2 separate regions of the Homo sapiens genome follow, and region 2 is linked to region 1. A link is a contact called in ENCODE Hi-C or POLR2A ChIA-PET data. All regions are on one chromosome and are shown on one strand. Each heading gives the region's core, a stretch centred on a gene start or an enhancer-like site at or near the end of the contact. The rest is flanking DNA. Distances are from core to core; before and after follow the strand shown. Region 1 has its middle 61 kb from the start of TNRC6B. Region 2 has its middle 21 kb from the start of TNRC6B.

Region 1 (3,795 bases), core at 1,123-3,622:
AAGTGAAGTGCTAGGATTATAGGAGTGAGCCACCACGCCCGGCCTAGAGGAATTCTTGCAGCCGGCTTGCAGTTTAGCAGGACCTGGGGATTGATTTAACCCAAGATCCACTGAACATTCCCACCCCTTCTATGAATTCCAAGACTAGTTTGGCTGCTCTGAAAGAGAAGAGAGAAAACTGGAGTGGTTCACAGTTTTACTGCTGCAGCTGTACCTGATCAGATGGTAGGATTACCGTGTAGTTCTGAGCATTTCAAAGCAGTTGTGGAGGAATTTGCCGCTATTTATACCTTGGAAGGAAAATAGTGCTGTAGGTAACTTCAACTAGATAATTTCAAATGTTGATTTTATAATTAATTTTTATGTTTATTTTGAATACGTGTGTACCTGATACAGAGGTTCACAGCCTGGCAGAGAAAGTAATGCAGCTGTTCTGTAAAACCTGGATTCAAGAGTACTTGGAAAACTGCTCAGTTTCCCTAGCCTACCTGTCCTCTACCTTAATTCTTTTTTTCCCCTCCCTTCTGAATACAGGCAGTGTCTGAGACTCACTGCCAAGCAGGCTAGGGACTGAGTGACATGGTCTCTTTCTAGCCTTGTCTGTTAAGGAGACATGTAATGAACAACTTTACAGGGTTGGCACACTATTTGGACTAATGATAGATCCAGAGAAGAGGCTGTGTTTTAACCTAAGCGGGAAACTTTAATCAGAATAGGGAACTAAAAATTAGTGTTATTCTCTTGATAGTCTCTGCGGTTGACAAAAAATTAATGAATCCAGTCGTCCTCTGAAGTGCTGAGGGTCAGACATAACCACGTAGCCTCGAGTTCTCTGTAAGGGCCAGACCCATCTTGGAGGTTGCAGCTAACTTCAATTTTTACCAATGCATTTAATTAGGGGACCCATCCACATTCAAGTACTGAATTGCTGGGATCCCATTGGGATTCAGTTCAGCTTATGTTTATTGGACTCTACCCAATACCAAATTCAAAGGTGTGTCAGACATGGTCCTTGCTATCAAGGAGCTCCTGCTGAGTGAAGAAAATGGACCCGTGGATATTACCAATATAATGTGTATCTCGGAGGAGGAACACTTTGTCCAACCAGGGAGGATACAGAAAATTTCTAGGAGATAACACCTAAAGGAAAAGGGGAAGGGAATAGGCAGAGGGCTCTCAGACATTAATGTGTGTGTTGTGAGTAAGGAAACTGTGCAGTCATGAAGTGATAATGGGTCTGGAGAGGCCTTGGATTTTACCCTAAAGGTAGTTATTGACTGAATTTAGGTGGCGAGATACCCAGAGGTCAAATTTGCTCTTCAGCAAGAAAGACTGCTGTGATACAGTGTACAGTAGGGAGATAGGGAGACAAGTCAAAATATTTCTAATTCTCATCACAGTTCCATCTGAGATGTATTGATTCAAACACTATTAAATAAAGTAAGTCAAATAGAGGGGACGACAGATAGCAGGGCAGTGAGGTGCTTTCAGATTCCCTGCAGCACCATCTCAGCACTGTGCTCTAACGTGGGGCTGAAGCCCTGACTTACAATCTCTAGCTGTGGGGAATGGAGCACGCTGTCTTGGACAGAAGTATTGGGTTGACTGTGAAACTAAGGGGCCAACTTCCAAATAGTGCCAGCTTTCTGACAGCGGTGTAGATGCTGGTCCCAGATGAGCCTCTGCTGGGCTCGCCATTGCTTTGAGCACCTACACACACATAGGTAGCTCCAACCTTGAGGAGCATTCCTTCTGCGTTTGTTTGTTCATTGTAAAATGAAGTTGCTGGCCATTTAATATATATTCCTATATCTCTGTATTCAAATACATGAATATATATTTCAGAGAGAGATTCCATCATGGAATAAATAAAATATTTACTGCATTTACTAGCAACTTGCTATGAATTGATTTTGAAGAGACTGTTCCAGCCATTATGGGGGAATGGATTGGGGAGGAGCAAGAGTAGGAACAGAGAACCAGCGAAATGGCCCCAACAAGCAAGAAGGACAGCAGTGAAAATGAAGAATTATGGGTAGATCTGAGAAACAGATTTTGAAAGAGGAAATGATAGGACTTGCTGATGGGCTGATATGAGGGGTTGGGTGAGAAATTCATGACGGATGTCAGGGTCTGACCTAAACACCTGGGTAGGGGGTGATGCCCTTGATTGTACAAAGCCTTAATATTAATAACCACTTGCCTTTATTGAGCATGTGTTTGGTATCCTGCCCTGTACTAAGAGTTTTACACATACTTCATTTAAACTTCAAAAGAACCCTATGAAGAAGGTGTTGTTATTGTTCCCAGTGTTGGTTGAGGAAGCTGAGCTCTGAGGGGTTGGGCTGCGGGCCTAGAAACAATAGCTGGTGAAAGGAGGAGCTGGATTTCCACAAGTCTGCCTGTGCCACTGTTTCATGTGGCATCTTGCTATGAGCATACAGTTCATAGTGATTTTTTTCTCTTTTCAGGGTTGTGGTTTTTTGCACTGAATGTAACCTAGACTCATCTTCACGGGCTTGTGTTGCCCCAGGTACTGTCAAAGGTAAGTTTTTAAAATATATATCTACCATGTATTGGCAATAGTCTTCTTAAAAAGAAGAAAAGTACTTTTTCAAAAACATTGTTGCCCTTTTACCAAGTTCTTACAGAAAGATATTTTTAAGGTGACCATCATACCAGCCCCTTGCTTTCCTACTATATGGTAGGTGCCTTTTAAAAGCACTGGTATTTAGATGGATACTGACATTTGGTGCCTCATGCTAGAAAGCTACAACTTAGTTATTAGGATTATGTGAATTTTATGTGAGTGTTCCCCTAGCGTCTCTGTCTCTCACCTTTCCCTGCTGCGGTCTGTAGTCCACATTACTGCCAGGGTTCACTTTCTGAATGATAGATTTACTCAGGTCATGCCTTTGCTTAAACAGCCCTCATGGCATCCAGTTGCTGCAGATGTTGTCCCACAGATCCCTTCAAACCTAATTCCAGTCAACATTTCTGGTTGCTTTTTTAGTGAATCCTTATCTGTAAGCCTTAATGGACCATTTTCTTTTCCCTAGATATATATATAGTATTTTTTCGTGGCTTTGTGCCTTGGTTGATGCTTTTCTCTTTTTAGAGCTTGGAAGCAGGGAGAAGAATGTGACTATCTACTCTTCTTGTTGTATTTTTCCTGTTATCTTCTTCTCCCAAACTCCCTTGGCAGAATTTCTTTTTCATCTGTATTCTAAGAGCACCTGTTGTTATTACAGTAATAAATTATTCAATATTTTATATTAAAGTTGTTTATTTGTATCTGTCTCCTTTACTAATATATAAACCCTTTGAGACTGCTTGGAAAGGAGCTAACCTATTTTCAATGCCTAAAAGAGGCCCCCACAAGCAAGAAAGGATGACAGCAGTGAAAATGAAGAATTGTGGGTGGATCTGAGAAACAAATTTTGAAAGCAAAAATGATAGGACTTGCTAATATGAGGGGTCCAGGGTAGGATTGCTAATATGAGCTAATATGAGGGGTCCAGGGTAGGATGATAAATTGATGATGAATTTCTCCCCAACCCTTTGCTAGGCTTATGTGCCTAGTGTATGCACCTTGTCTCTATAGAGACAGCCACTTACCTGAAGACAGTAGCCATAACCATAGCCACTGCTAAGGTCAAAATACTGTGTGGCCTATGGTTTTTGAACCTCCAGTTCAGCCTCAGTAGTATAGAGAAATAAGATAAAATGCTCTTAGACACCTTGCTAAGAGTTCTACACACATTGTTTAATTTAGTCTTTATAACACCTTTTCCT
Region 2 (3,800 bases), core at 225-2,724, 39 kb after region 1:
TATCCCGGCTGACACGGTGAAACCCCATCTCTACTAAAAATACAAAAAAATTAGCTGAGCATAGTGGCGGGTACCTGTAGTCCCAGCTGCTGGGGAAGCTGAGGCAGGAGAATGGTGTGAACCTGGGAGGCAGAGCTTGCAGTGAGCCGAGATCGCACCACTGCACTCCAGCCTGGGCAACAGAGCAAGACTCTATCTCAAAAAAAAAAAAAAAAAAAAATATATATATATATATATATATATATATATATATACATATATATATATATTCTGCTTCAATTTGCTCTAAAATATATATATATTTGGACTTGATATTTATAGAATCATACTACATATGCATTCTTTTGTGACTTGCTTCCTTCACTTGATTACCTTTTTGTAACTCACCCAGATTGAGGTGTGTAGCTGTAGTTCATTCATTTTCATGCAATATAGTATTCTATTTTCTGAAAACACCATAGCCTATTTATCTGTTTTACTGTTGACAGATGTTTATTCTTCTATTTTTTTCTGTTAAAAATAATTCCACTATAAATACTTTTGTATATGTGCAAAAGCTTCTCTAGGTATATACCTATAAGTAAGTGCAGTTACTAATGTGTACAGTAAATGCATCTTCAAATGTAATAGATAATGCAAACTTTTTGTTGTTGTTGTTGTTGGGGGAGACGGAGTCTTGCTCTGTCGCCCAGGCTGGAGTACAGTGGCGTGATCTCGGCTCACTGCCACCTCTGCCTCCCAGGTTCAAGCAATTCTTCTGTCTCAGCCTCCTGAGTAGCTGGGACTAAAGGCGCACACCACCACATCCAGCTAATTTTTGTATTTTTAGTAGAGACGGAGTTTCACCATGTTGGCCAGGATGGTCTTGATCTCCTGACCTCATGATCTGCCCGCTTTGGCCTCCCAAAGTGCTGGGATTACAGGCGTGAGCCACCCTGCCTGGCTGACAAAACTGCTTTTCAAAGTAGCTATACCAGTTTTCCCTCCCACTAGGAGTGGATAAGAGTTGCTATTGCTGCATACCCTTGTCAACACTTGGTATTACCTGACTTTAATTTTAGCCAACCTAGTAGTTGTGAAATGGTTTTAATTTGCATTTTCTTGACTGACATAAGATTGAACATCTTTTCATATGTTTAGAAACTGTTTATGTGTTCTCTTCAGTGAAATTCCTGCTTGGTTATTTGCAGATTTTTCTAGTAGGTTGTCTTTGTCTCATTGATTCATCACCGTTCTTTTATATTCTAGATGCTAATCCTTTGTCAGAGTTATGTGTTTTGCCGATCAACATGTTTCCTTTTTTCTGCAGATCTAATCACTCAAGGAGAAGTTTGAAAACCATTGGCCCAGGCTTCTGTTCTGTGCACCACAGTGAAACGGCCCTGTGGTTCTGCACAGGGCAGGTGTGGGTTCTTGGAGTGAGTCGCATTGTAGTTACTGACTGCTGCTGACCTGTGGTGCTTGCCTTTGCAGGTGGAACAGGAGGATTTTGTAATGGAAGGGCATGGCAAGACTCCACCTCCTGGTGAAGAAAGCAAACAGTGAGTCACAGTTTATTTAAAAAGAGTCCTATTACAGATCCTCGGAAACACTTTGGTTCAACATGCTGATAAGCGTGTTTGTCAGAGATGTATACGTTGGAGACATTGGGGAACTCACCAGTTGCTTTGGTGGCTGTTAATGCATTGCTTCTATTTATAGACCAACTAACTAGAAGGACAAGAAAGTTAGCGTTACAGTTTTTCACACTCGCCTAATCAAAATTTATGTTATGTTGTAGCAAAGGCTTTAAGGCTCAGTATGTTCCAAATTGAACTAATTCTGTTTGGTTGATTTCCAAAGAAAGTATAAAATGGTACATCCTTTTCTCAGTATTGTCTTTCTGAAGTGAACTAAACTAATAGACCATTTCCCTGCAATCTAAGTGTGAATTTATTTGAATGGTACTTTCTGAAATTCTATTCCATTTGGTTATTTACACTGCTGATCTTTGTTTAAATAACAAATTGTTTCTCTAAAGGAACAGGAATTATAAATAATATAACTTAGCCAACATTCCAAATAATTCAGGATCTCTCCCCTAACTCCTTAAGGGGTAATTGGTTTGTTGTTGGTTTTTTTTTTTTTTTTTTCTTGAGACGGAGTATCACTCTTGTCACCCAGGCTGGAGTGCAGTGGTGCAATCTGGGCTCACTGCAACTTCCGCCTCCTGGGTTCAAGCAATTCTCCTTCCTCAGCCTCCTAAATAGGACTAGGTGTGGTGGCGGGGACTACAGTTGCCCGCCACCACACCTAGCTAATTTTTCTATTTTTAGTAGAGATGGGGTTTCACCATGTTAGTCAGGCTGCTCTTGAACTCCTGACCTCAGGTGGTCTGCCTGCCTCGGCCTCCCAAAGTGCTGGGATTGCAGGTGTGAGGCATCGTGCCCAGCCAGGGGTGATTGGTTTTAAACCTGAAGTTGGGAGTCTGTTGGGTAGCTTTTTGATAGCAGTGAGTGAATTTTTTTCCTCTCTCCGTCATAGAATGTGAAAAATTGTGTTGCAGAGCAGACTGGTTTTTCATATGCCCTTTTAAAGGAAAAACAGTTAAGACTGCTTAAAGTACTGACATAACTACTATTTTTTATTCAGACATTAGTCTCCTAAATTGAATGGGCCAGTGATTATGGAATTTACCAAAAATCTATACAGAGAAACTTCTCTCATTCATATTTTTTTTCCTAGAAAATAGTTTAATTTTGGTCTGTCTTAAGAAAATTATGTCTTTAAAACCCTTAGGAATAAATTATGCAGAATGGACTATGCTGCCACGAGGCCAGATTCATTAAAGGAAAATGGCTCGTCTTGTATTTGTTGTGAATGGAAACCAGGATATTTTCACAGCTGGTTTAATTTGCTAACCAGGCAATTTTAAAAATAGCTCACAATATAAATCCTAGCTTTGCTGTATTCTATCAAATGCACTTACATTTTGCATGGGCTGATGGAATCAATTCATCTTTAGCAAATTAGAATGCCAGACATCTAGTCCCAGTAGAATGACAAGAGAAACACTTCAGGTGCTTTTCTCCGTGTCCACTGCACAGCCCTCCACCCCCACACTCTGGTCAAAGGTCTGTCATATAAAAATTATAACTCCATTTGTCGAGGGTTTTCTGTGCACAAGGTACTTTGCTTAAATATGTTTTACTCTGTCATTTCCACTCATTACACCATTTCATCTCCATTTCACTCAGAGATCAGGGTAGGTAACTTGCCCATGGTAATGCAGCTTGAAATGCAATTTAGATTTGAACCCAGATCTTACCGACTCTCTCACACCCTTTGCCATCCTTGGAAGCTATGCTCTTGAAAAATACTGTTGTTAGTAAAACTGCAGTTGTCAAAATCAAAGTCTCATGAATAAGAGGGAGTAGGCCAGGCGTGGTGTGGCTCACTGTAATCCCAGCACTTTGGGAGGCCAAGGCGAGTGGATCACTTGAGGTTGGGAGTTCAAGACCAGCCTGACCAACGTGGTGAAACCCTGTCTCTAGTAAAAAAATACAAAATTAGCCAGGCGTGGTGGCACACGCCTGTAATCCCAGCTACTTAGGAGGCTGAGGCAGGAGAATTGCTTGAACCCAGGAGGCAGAGGTTGCAGTGAGCTGAGATCACACCATTGCACTCCAGCCTGGGCAACAAGAGCGAAACTCCATCTTCAATAAATAAATAAATAAATAAATAAATAAATAAATAAATAAATAAATAAAGAGGGAGTTGAGGGAGACAATGAAAATGGCATAAGCCTATTTTTAAAAAAA

Evidence for each region. A loop is a pair of places that touch in the nucleus more often than their neighbours do. ChIA-PET counts read pairs that join two places held with the same protein, here RNA polymerase II (POLR2A).
Region 2: a loop to region 1 is called in a map of naive thymus-derived CD4-positive, alpha-beta T cell, with 1.9 times the contacts of the local background. The contact joins two enhancer-like sites. A Hi-C loop is called at or near these places in 2 of 168 maps with a recorded cell type or tissue (breast epithelium and naive thymus-derived CD4-positive, alpha-beta T cell) and 1 of 37 single-sample maps with no recorded cell type. POLR2A ChIA-PET finds 5 or more read pairs at or near these places in 9 of 52 experiments (AG04450, BJ, CD8-positive, alpha-beta memory T cell and 6 more).

Annotation. Positions count from the first base shown.
Region 1 is chr22:40,114,584-40,118,378 of GRCh38, forward strand. It overlaps a transcript of TNRC6B not described here. Among named protein-coding and RNA genes, the nearest start is that of TNRC6B, 61 kb to the right of the region's middle. Within about 2 kb of position 2,373, at least 2 of the 41 ENCODE cell types and tissues checked have a DNase peak (open chromatin) inside an H3K27ac peak, as active enhancers do.
Region 2 is chr22:40,154,642-40,158,441 of GRCh38, forward strand. It overlaps a transcript of TNRC6B not described here. Among named protein-coding and RNA genes, the nearest start is that of TNRC6B, 21 kb to the right of the region's middle. Within about 2 kb of position 1,475, at least 8 of the 41 ENCODE cell types and tissues checked have a DNase peak (open chromatin) inside an H3K27ac peak, as active enhancers do.